2 separate regions of the Homo sapiens genome follow, and region 2 is linked to region 1. A link is a loop called in an ENCODE intact Hi-C map of the cell type or tissue named here. Cell type or tissue: lower leg skin. All regions are shown on one strand. Links, peaks and the distances in the headings refer to the core of each region. The heading gives the core; the rest is flanking DNA.

Region 1 (6,052 bases), core at 605-5,604:
ATAGTCCTTCTGTAAGCCTTAAGATTCCTTTCCTGTACTTTTACAAGATGTAGACTGATGGTGACCTTCTTTTAACTCCAGTTATTACTGTGAACTGAGGCAAGTTGTTCAGCTTTTATGAACCTCTATTTTCTTAGCTGTAGAATGGGGATAAATATATGTAACACAAGGTTGCTATAAGAATTAAGTAACATATGTAAATTATAGCACATTATACGTGTTAAATAAGATGAAGTGAATGAGACTTCCATATCTGTTGTGGACAATTTTCATACTGATAGCAAATTTAATTATATTACTCATTAGATTGAGAACCTTTGATGGCTGCCAACTGGTAGGAAAAGTTGAAACTCCTCAACATCCCAAACCCAGCACAACAAATTTACTGCAACTTACTTTTTCTAGCTTCATCATCCACCTTCCACACCAGCATATTCTTCATTCTACTCTCAGAGAATGTGCCTCAAACCAGCCATGGTCTTTTGAACCTCAATGTTTTCACACATATGAATTCCCATCTAGAATGCCACCATCCACCCTGCCACTTCTCTGCAATAAACTCTGACTTAAACTTCACAGCCCAATTCAAACACTATCTCTGCTGGAAGTTTTCTCTAGTTGCCCAGGATTTACTTAATCGTTGTGTCTTTTTGCTCAAAAAGCACTTTTACTTACCTAAAGGATTGCACTTACTCTGTATGGTCCTTATGTTTACATATCTGCTTTTCCCTGCCCTCACATTAGAATATACTAAATCAGCAACTCCCAGTCTAGGGGCAATGATTCTTTTAGTGGGCCAGAATCACCAATTCTTTCATTAGGCATAACTAGAACTCTGTCCTTTTCATGGTTATTTCCCTGGTACAGTGCTAGGTACACAGTAAGTCCACAATAGGTTAAAGGGGGCCAAGAAACAGTCTGAGGAAATTAAGGTAGCTATGACAAAAATAATAATGGCAAAGGAATAAAGAGAGTGACACTGCAAAGCGAACCATCTTGGCTGCTACTTCTTCAGCTCCCACCAGTGGGACTGGTTTCTTCATAGTTTGCCATCCAGAGGCCTGATCCTGATATTTATCTAAAAGCCTTAGCCCTGGTTCCAGTGCTATGCTCCGCATGAAAACAGATTTCCTCTGAAAGTTAAATATGTCCTACTTCAATGCCACAAATTACATGATGACACTGACTGTGAGACCTATAATTTCAGAGATAGAAGAGGAAAAAATACGTACATACACACACTCATAAGTATATTACATACCGATATATGCATGTTATATATATGTGTGTGTGCATGCATAGCTTATATGTATATGTTTTAATGTATATCTTAGAACCAACTGAAGAAAATATGAAATATACTATCAGATTTGAAGAGAGGATTTTGATTTCTGTCTGCTTTCCCTATGTTACCAGCAACAAAAGAAAGAAATAAAAATGAACATTTGAGAACTTTAAAGTGTTGTCGGAAATCTGACACAAAGGCCCAAGGAGGAAGTACCTTGGTGTGGAGCCCAAATGGTGCCAGTGGAAGGGTAAATAAGCAGATCAGTAATCCTCAGAAATGTGAGAAAATGACTACGGGACCGTTCATTCATAAATTTAAATTGAGCAAGTATGTATGTGTCAGGCACCACAGTGGGGACTAACAATATTACTGTGAATAAAATCAGATAGCATCCTTGCCCTTAAGAAACATACTGTCTTGTGGTTCAGGCAGAGATGATTAAACAATCATAAATATAAATATATCATTGCAAACTGAGGTAGGTGACACAAAGGAAAGGAATGGGATTTAGGAGCATATGTAGAAAAAAATAAAACCTAGCCTAGACTGGGGGAAAGCAGGCAACACAACCCTTAGGCAGCAGTCTTTGAATTGATAACTGGAAATAATGGGGGAAAGGAAATGGAGTGCTGTTTCCTAAGGGAACAGCATATGAGATGGAAAAGAAAAAAAAAAAAGAGAAATTCGCCCCTTCCAGGAACTGAGAAAATGCTACTCTGGAAGCATAGTGATGGAGAGGCAGAGAAGGACAGGGCAGAAGCCACACTATATGGAACCTTGCAGGCAACCAAATATTAGTAAGATATGTAGGTTGGGAGGGAAATAGGTATGGTGCATAAGAACAAACGATGCTACTGAAAGGGCTGATTCAAAACTGATGACAGTTTAAGCTCCAGTGATAAGAATAAAGATCAAGAAGACTGATGGGTTCAAGAGATATTTCGAGAGTAAAAAAGTCAATGGTATGTGTTAATGAATTGAACAGTGTTATGGGAGTTGAAATAGGAAGCTGTTAAATTTTCTGACTTTGTGTAGCTAGAAGCTGTCATTCACCAAGACTAGGTAAACTGGAAGAGACTCTGTTTGGGAAGAGTTGAGCAGAATATGGTGTGATGTAAATGTCATGAGTTCTGCTTCAGAAATGCTGAGTTTGAGATACCTTTAAGAGGTCCAAGTAAAAATGTTGATCAGGGAACTGAATATGGGTATGAAGCTTAAAGGAGTGTCTTGGCCAGAAAAAGGGTCTAGGATTGACCCCAGATAGATATGGGACTAGCTGACACAGTGAAAGGGCCTTGGAGCTCTCTTATTTCCTTAACTTTAGCAATTAATACAGTAGTTCTCAATTTATAGGGTGCCTCTAGCTCTTAGAGCTGAGGGAATCTTGGTTCTGCTTGAACTGAAAAGATGTATTCATAATATCCCATATTTGAACTCTGGATATGTTTTTCAAAGAAACATACTATTTTGCTTCTACTAAACCAGTATTTTATTCTCATATTTTCCAGGAGGAAAACTTTTGGGGTGGGTGGTGGCAAACCATGAATAATTAAAGAAAATTTCTTCTGCGTTCCAATAACTCCCTTACAGTTTGGAAGATTTGAAAATATAAATGAAATATAATCTAGCTATAAGCTTGAGATAGCCTATACTGTTAATTATGAAACATTATAATGTTAAAACAAAATTACAGAAAGTTAAAGCATTCATATGCATTTAAAAAATATTAACAGTTACTCAGTTCAGCAACTTCATTAAGATAACCTTATGAGTTTGTGTTTCCTATTCCACAGATTCTACTATGTAGAAATTTTGTGCAGACTAGAAATTTATTAACATGTTAAAACAGTATTTAGAATATAGTAAATGTATTAATACATTGTTGTAAAATAAAGTTATATCAATTTTGTATTTGAAGAATATGCATATGCATAGAGCTCTCCATCTTGAGAAAATATTTAAAAATAATGTAAGCACTAGAAAATTACTTCTATAAATTTTTTTATTTTTTAGAAATGCTCTGTTGCCCAGGCTGGAGTGTAGTGATGCAATCATAGCTCACTGCAACCTGGAACTCCTGGGCCCAAGGGATCCTCCTGCCTGGGCCTCCAAAAGTGCTGGAATTAGAGGCATGAGCCATCACCCCTGGTCCTCTTCTCCTACACCTTTTTCTATCTTGCCTGTTTTCCTTGGTCAGATATGACCAGGTAGGAAGAACATTAATAGCTCTGTGCTGCCCTCTAGTGCTAAGTAGAGAATATAGTCAATGAGAAAATTTTGCCTTTTAATACTTCAGTAAAATTCTAACAAGAAAAAGTAGATATCATAAGAATAATTTCTTAATCTGCTATCACTGACAGAAGATAAAGAGTCATTCAGCACCACCGCTATCAACTTATTACTCTAACTCCAAATAGTTTTCATCGTAACAAACAAGCACAAATTGATGCTTGTCTTAAAAGCAAATTCTTAGGTCAGGCGTGGTGGCTCATGCCTGTACCCCCAGCACTTTGGGAGGCTGAGGCGGATGGATCGCCTGAGGTTGGGAGTTCGAGACTAGCCTGGCCAACATGGTGAAACTCTGTCTCTACTAAAAATACAAAAATTAGTTAGGTGTGTTGGCACGCACCTGTAATCCCAGCTACTAGGGAAGCTGAGAGGTGGGAGAATCGCTTGAACCTGGGAGGTGGAGGTTGCAGTGAGCCGAGATTGTGCCACTGCACTCCAGCCTGGGCAACAGAGTGAGACTCTGTCTCAAAAAAAAAAAAAAAAAAAAAAAGGAAGCAAATTCTTATCACTTGTTGGGTACCCTGATCTACTATTGCATTATATCAAGTGTAGTTTAAGAAATGCCTTACTATATTGAACACACACACACAGACACACACTCACACACACCTCTCAGCTTTAACACTAAAGTAACACCTCAATTCTTGGAAGAAAAAATTCATTTTTTTGTTTTTTTGAATTTGTTTAAATTTAGCTTTTAAATATTTATTTAATAATTTAAATTTAATAGCCAAAAATTTATGCCATTAAACTTATTAAATAATACTTTTTTTTTTTTTTTGAGACAGGGTCTTGTTCTGTCATCCAGGCTGGAGTGCAGTGGCACGATCATGCCTCACTGCTCTTGATCTTCGGGGCTCAAGCAATACTCCCACCTCAGCCTCCAAGTACCTGGGACTACTGGCATGCAACACCATGCCGGGCTGATTTTTTTTTTAATTTTTAATAGAATTCAAGTCTCTCTACGTTGCCCAGGCTGGTCTCAAACTCCTGAGCTCAAGCAATCTTCCTGCTTCTGCCTCCCCAAAGCTAGGATTACAGGCATTAGCCACCATGCCTGGCCTCTATAACACTTAGAACTCGGAAAGTATATTTAAAAGATGCCTTATTATCTGAACAAGCATAAAACAATTGAAAGTACTACAACTATTTTGGAAGTTATTGGTAAAACGGAATTTTTCCCTAACAAGACAAAAAAATCCAGCTGAAAAGATAAACTGCTTAGTAAACAAGTGTTTGCAGTGGTGGGGGAGGGATATGGGCGGTGGGTAAAAGTAGTAGGACTGTTTATTTAACCAAACAACAAGAACAAAATAAGAAGATCCTTTCTCATGCTATATAGCTTGATATTAATAGAATATTTTATTAATTCTTAATTATTAATATAATTTTATTAAATTATTTACATTTGATATCTCTCCAAAATCAAATGGAGTCAATCAAATGGAGAATATTTTATTAATTTTATTAATTCTTAATTATTAATATAATTTTATTAAATTCTTTATATCTGATATCTCTCCAAAATCAAATGGAGGCAATTTTCAAAAAATGACACATAATCACTTTAGTAAAACAGAAACAGCAAATGAAATCCAAGAAGAATGAGAATTTAAATATAGTAACTAGTTTGTTAAACTGCTGGGGTTGTCCTTCAAATTTGGGTCTGAGCTTCCTACCAACCAAAGTGAAAGGGAGCTCATTATATATTTCTTACACTGAAGAGGAGAGTAAGACTTTCTAATTCCTAAAAAAAGACATTTTCTGGTTTTAATGAGTGATAAAACTCATTAGCTCAAGCTACAAGAACTGCGAATTCAGAAATTAGATTTTGTTTGCTGTTTCTGTTTTGTTTTGCATTTAGTAGAGGCTAAATGAATGTAATTAAAGTTCTACTGATCCAACTTAATAAAAACTCAAAGTAGTAGAAAGATAACAAGTCATCAAATATAATTTCTCTCAATCAGATACAGGATAAAAGTTGAACAGCATGTAATTTAAAAATAATAACCTTATCTTACAGTCAGAAATATCTATTATTTTCATAGAAGAAGAACCTATTTATTTCTTAGTTTAAAGCTCCTTGAGGGCAATAGTCTTATCTTCTAATTCCTTTGTATTTTTCACTGAGGTATGGTCACAGTGGATATAAATTCACTAATAAAGAAGAAAAAATAAACTTTACCACTGGTGGGTCTTTTTGTTTGTATTTTTGGTGGGCATGGGACATATTTTTACCTTATAACAGTCTCCTCCAGGAATAATTTCCTGAATATATACCAATGGGCCTTCATTCCGGTTAATTCCTCCTAGTACCTTCAGGCCAAGGCCTGTTTCCTTGGCAATTGTAATCATCTGAAAGGCAGGATCCCTAAGATAAAGTAAATTAGCACACACAGGTTAGTCTAGAGATCTGCACCTATTTTTTTCTTTAAACTACTTATTAAATCAAAATCTGAGATCTAGAGCAGCAAC
Region 2 (6,052 bases), core at 760-5,759, 360 kb before region 1:
TTTGGCATTTGACAGTTTGATTTTAATGTGTCTAGGTGTAGCTCTCTTACATTTATCCTACTTAGAGTTTATTGAGCTTCCTAGATGTGCAGATAAATGTTTTTCATCAAATCTGGGAAGTTTTTGGCCATTATTTCCTCAGATATTCTTTCTTCCCCCTTTTTCTCTTGTTTCTTCTGGAACTATCATTATGTGTATGTTGGTGAGCTTGATGGTGTCTCACAGGTCTCTGAAGCTTTGTTTTTCTCAATTCTTTTACTTTCTGTTCTCAGACTGGATAATTGCAAGCAGCCCATCTTCAAATTCATTGATTCGTTCTTTCCGCTCACTCAAGTCTGCCATTGAATTTCTCATTTCAGCTATTGTACTTTTCAACTCTAGAGCCTCTATTTTATTACCTTCTTATAAATTCTATAGCTTTATTAATATTCTACATTTGGTGAAGCATGTTCTCATTTAAAATAATACTTTGATTTTATTTATATTTATTTATTTATTTGAGACAGGATCTCACTCTGTTACCCAGGCTGGTGTGCAGTGGTGAGATCATAACTCATTGCAGTGTTGACCTCCTAGGCTCAAATGACCCTTCCATCTCAGCCTCAACCAGTAGCTGGGACCACAGGTGTGCACCATCACGCCTGGCTAATTTTTGTTTTTGTTTTTTTAGAGACACGGTCTTGCTATGTTGCCCAGGCTGGTCTCAAACTGCTGAGCTCAAGTGATCCTCCTGCCTTGGCCTCCCAAAGTGCTGGGATTACAGGCACTAGCCACCATGACTGGCCTTTATTTTATTCTTTACACCTGGTTTTCTTTAGGTCTGTAAGCATATTGATAGTAGTTGATTTAAATCCTTTGTCTAGTAAATCTAACATCTGGGTTTCCTCAGAGAAAGTTTCCATTAAGTACCTTTTTCTCTGTATATGGGCCATGCTGTCCTTTCCTTCCATGTCTCATAATTTTTTATTGAAGACTGGATATTTTAAATGATATAATGTGGCAACCCTGGAAATCAGATTCCTTTCTTCTCCAGAGCTTGTTATTGTTGCTGTTTGTTTTTGTTGTTGTATTGTTTGCTTATATCGTGACTTTTATAAATTAACTCTGTGAAGTCTCCACTTAGTTAGTTTAGTGGCTAGTAATGATTGGACACAAATTTCCCTAAGTGCCTGGCATTAATAAGTTTCTTAGCTTTTGCCAAAGGGCTCTCTCTATGTGTTGCAATGTGTATTCAGTGCTCTGGCAGGCAGTCTATAATGCTGTCTTAGCCTTCACTTCCTATTTCTGCAAAGCCTCAAGGTCCACCAAAGGCAAGAGATTAGGGCCTTCTCAGATCTTTCCTGGGCATAAACCTGAACATGTGTATGGCCTTCTAGATTCCCAGAAATACCCTGGAACTTTTAAAAGTCCTTTGTGGGCAGTTTATGTGTCAGGTTTTCCTTTAAAGACTTCTGTCAGCCTCTTGTTTTTCCCAAATGTTTTCTCTGCTTCAGGCAGATGTAATGTTTAACAATTACCGGTGATTGTTGATTTCAACAAACGTTCCAGGCCATTTACATTGAGCCAGCTCTGAGTCTGGTTACATAAAGACAAGCTCTGAGAGTAGAGGTTTCCAGGGAGTTACCAGACAGGTCAAATAGTGACAATTCTCTAAAGATGAGGCTTTTAGGGTGCTCCAAACATGTTCTGCTTTCTCTAGTGGCTGCTAGGATGCTGATTTTCACCACTACCATGGTTGTGAGGCTGCTGGTTTTCAAGGCTCTTGTGATGCTGAGGAGAGGGGGATGGGAGTAGGACAAGTTAAAATGCCACAGGGCTCTTTGTTCTTATTGAGATTCAATCATTTTCCCTGAATAATTACTCCTTGTATTGTTGCAAATCTTTGGTTAATTTCCAGAGTTCTGAGAAGTTGATTATAACAATTTTTGGCCAATGTCTCATTGCTTTTATGGAGAAACAGATTTTGCAGAGGTTCTTACTCTGCCACTGTGAATGTCAGAACCCTCAGTTGCAGTATTTTCTAAGTAACCACATCACCTTGCTCACTCATACTTCACTTGTAGTCACCAGAATCCCTGAGTTTTTTGTTATCAACCACTGGTTACTCCTTCTTGTGGTTGATTGTTTTAAGTAGGTTTAAGACATTTCATTTTTGCTAACTAAATTTCATTTTCTTAATTTTTGTTATAGTTCCAGGATAAATTATTTTGAATCCTGACATCAATAAGATTTTTTTTTAAGTTTCTTTTAAGTCATAGATAACATTACTGGTCAAATCAGTGCATAGATCAGCTTTTTGGGTTTATTTATTTATTTATTTATTTATTTATTTATTTTAAGTCAGAATCTTGCTCTTTCACTCAGGTGGGATTGCAGTGGTGTGATCTTGGCTCACTGCAGTCTCTGCCTCCCAGGCTCAAGTGATTCTTGTGCCTCAGCCTCCGAAGTAGCTAAGACTACGGGCTCACACTACCGTTCCCAGCTAATTTTTGTATTTTTAGTAGAGACAGGGTTTTACCATGTTGGCCAGGCTGATCTCGAATTCCTCCTCTACTGGATATCCCCTCCAGGGGCACATTTGTTCCATTAACTTGTTTTGAAATATGTGTCTATTTTCAAATTGTATCTCTAACATGACAAAATCTTACCAGTAAGACAACTTTTTCTAAAAAGGAAAGTTGGTTTCTAATGATTTATTCATAGTGAATTTTCCCAACTCTTACTGTTTACTATTTCTTTACTCTTCACACATCATTTGCTTCTACAAAATATTATACTAACTGAAGTATCAGGGATCCATCATTGTTTTTGAAAAGTGGGGCAGACATCTTTCTATCCTCAATTTTCTAGGCTCTCTTTCATTTCCCCACACATTTCTCAAAGGGCAATAGTAATTGTGTGAGAATTCAATTTGCAACCTTAGCAATCTTGTCCCTGGTGAAGGAACGGCCAGGAAGAACATAGTCTGGGAGAAAACCAGCTACACTGGTGGGTTCCAATATGGGCACCCTGGGCAGCTAACAGATAGCTGTTGGTGAGATGTGGAAAATCAACCACATTGGAGTTCCAAACCACACTCACAGGGATATGGGGTGGTTCAGGGCTGGCTATTTTTGTAATCATGACAGCACCCAGTCAGTAACTAGTGGATGGAGTAGGGAGGATCTAGCGCTCCCCACCCCCCAGGAGAGGGAATTGGGTGAGCATGCTGTAGGATAATAAAGCCCAGCCAAGGTGACTGAAATTCAGAGCTGGAGCTTCAGATCCAGTGCCTAAGACAGGAGTCCTGCCCAGTGAACTAGGCCAACTATGCTGGAACAGAGGGCACTAACCCTATTGAGACCCACTGCTGACATGTTTCCTGTCTGTCTCAGGACGGTTCCAATGAAGCGTGGAGCATCTGTGATTCCAATCCTGAGGGGTAAAAGAAGGCAGGAGCTACCCAGAAATACGACTTTTGAGAGTTTGCACAGTATAATGGAAATAAAGATTTGGGGAGGCTAAGTAGACTGTAGTCAAATCCCTTGGCAAGTTACTTGATATCTTTGAGTTTTAAGTTCCTCATTGATAAAATAAGGATAATAATATCTCTCTTGCAGGATTTGTATGAAGGAAAAAGTTATACCTCAAGGACTCAACATGCAAGAGGCCCAGGAGGGGAATTTCATTTCGCACGTCCATTTTTTTCTCAGAGCAATTTCCCATCTTTACTACCAGATGGCGCCCGTGAGCAGTGCCGCCCTTCCCTATGGCTTTTATTTCCACTCTTCGGGCGCTAGGTAATCTTCCTCTCTCTTAGTACTCAGGCTGGCATTTAAAATCCAGTGTTGCACACAGACTTTGTGTTTCTAATCCATCTGCTCCATGAAGAACTGTGAAACCCAGAAATACCTATTTCTAGCCAGACACCCATTTCTCCAATAGGATTTTTCAGATGATAAGGCTTTGTGATATAACTATGCAGCTGGGCATTCAAAAGAAGTCAAACAACCCTTAATTAAGAATCTGGTTTTTTGTACATTTACCCCCACTATAAGAGTGTAGAGACTTAAAGGTCAGGCCCTGTAGGTTTGAATCTCAATGTTAGCATTAGGTGGGTGACCTTGGACAAATTATTTGGCCTCTCTAAATCTCACTTTCTTCATCTATGAAATGGTTGTAATAACAGTAGCTGCTTCATAGGATTGCTGTGAGGTTAAATGAGATAACATACATAGGATACTCAACACAAAACCTGGCACACAGTAAGTGCTTACTAAGTGTAAGCAATTATACTAACAAGAGCCTGAGCTTTGAAGTCAGATGAAAACAGATTTGACTCCTAGCTCTTCGACTTAAAAATTGCATGATCTTAAATAAGTTATGTAACCTTTCTGAGCCCCACTTGCCTCAACAGTGCAAGATTAGTATGAATATGCAGAGACACATATGCGATACCTTTTACTTTTTATTTGTATTATGACCCATTTCAAACAGGATTTGTGCTTACCTACCACAAACAAACAAACAGAAACAGCCCAATGGCTTTCATTAAAGCAAATAATAGAATTAGCGTGTAGAAAAAGCAAAGGCAGGAAAAATAAGAAAAAGTCAGAGATAACACTAGGCTCTTAGATAACATCATAAGATTAGGTCACAAATTTGGCTTTGAGCTTCTTAGCATCCAAGGCAATAAAGAAGGGAAATATGGTTCGTTAGATGATTCATAGTGCCAAGATAAATGCAGAGGAGTTCTGAAGAAGAAACCCAGCTATTCCTAGTTCTGAGACTTAAGAGACTATAGCACATGGTGGATACACAATAGATATATAAATGTTAGCTGTTCTCATCTACAGCACAGAGGAAAGAGTGAGTCTAAGAATAAGAGCAACATGGGAGAGGTAACTTTCTAGCTGAACAAGACTGAAGAAAGATTTTCCAAGTGCCTGGGGGGCTGGAGAGGAGTGGGAGCCTGTACATAAGGGAAGCAGGTGACAGTATCTGGACTGTCCCCACACATTGACAGCAAGGCAGCTTTAAATGGGGTTTCACACTGGGGTGAAGATGTTTCCCTCTGGCTGAAAGGCACAGGAACTTTGTCGTATGAGGAGGCTGGAGGGAAAGGATGCCTCGCAAGCATTGTCCAAGCAGCTGTTTTGGTTTAAAGGCTCTCCCTACTGGACATCTGGTGTTTAATGGCAATCCTTTTTTTTTAGTGTGTTTTCTTTTGTTCTGTTTTCCTGAGGACCCAGACTTAGGGTTCTCAAGGAAAGAAAATGGTCAAGACAGTTGTGGGGAATGCTGCCCTTTTCCTTCAATGTAATGGCCTTCTCAGCCATTAGAACCAGTGGAGAAATTGTCACATGGTGAAAGGGATGGAGCTTGGAGGTACAAGTGAAGAAGGAAAGGTTCTGGTATCATTTAAACAGTAGGGAAAACAAAAACATAGGAATATTGCTTTAACAGGACACCCACATTCCTTTTCTCTGTGGCGTCCCAGAGAGGAGACTCTCAGAGCTAGAATTTTAGCTTCTAGCTCCTCAGTTTGCGGATGAAGACTCTGAGGCCCAGAGGGCTCAAATAAACATGTTTACATCATTTAGATCACACAGATAGTTCACATCAGAGCCAGGTCTAGGACCTATGCCTATGGATTCCTAGGCCATAGGGCATGTAGAAGAAAGTAGTCTTCTATAACATATGTTATGATCTAGAGAAGAGACCTGAGGAAGAAGTTTGGGTGTCAGTCTGCAAGGCAGTAAAGCACATGTGAAATAGCTGTGAAGATATGGTCAGGGGCCTTTCTGCATTGTAATGACTATGCGTTTGCCTCCTGGTGCTGCAGTGGCCACAACCCAACAGCTGCAATCTCCATGGAGCTCTCCCTGCTGGCCTGCCATGGGAGAGCTCATTGCCCTCAACCCACCTGGTACCTATGATGCTTCTTTGCTCAGTAAATAAGCATCTGTTCAATCATACATTGTGCTTCACAGTGGAGGTTAAATAGACAAGGGTAAATGTGATAATCATTATATTAAAGGGTTCTGTGGGAACACAGAAGAGAGAGCATTTA

What was found. A loop is a pair of places that touch in the nucleus more often than their neighbours do. Peaks named below come from ENCODE experiments on the same cell type or tissue, not always from the same donor. Only the 100,000 strongest peaks of a DNase experiment are listed, where the experiment ranks them.
Region 2: a loop joins it to region 1, with 6 times the contacts of the local background. A loop is called at or near these places in 98 of 110 quality-filtered maps.

Annotation. Positions count from the first base shown.
Region 1 is chr17:54,990,721-54,996,772 of GRCh38, reverse strand. It overlaps STXBP4 (syntaxin binding protein 4), which reads right to left. Exons shown (of 18, transcript NM_178509.6): 4 at 5,816-5,948. Among named protein-coding and RNA genes, the nearest start is that of STXBP4, 25 kb to the right of the region's middle. In lower leg skin, for the core only: a CTCF peak has its summit at 3,500 (motif pointing left); no DNase peak of the experiment used is centred there.
Region 2 is chr17:55,346,622-55,352,673 of GRCh38, reverse strand. No RefSeq gene overlaps it. Among named protein-coding and RNA genes, the nearest start is that of MMD, 72 kb to the left of the region's middle. In lower leg skin, for the core only: no CTCF peak of the experiment used is centred there; a DNase peak (open chromatin) is centred at 3,715.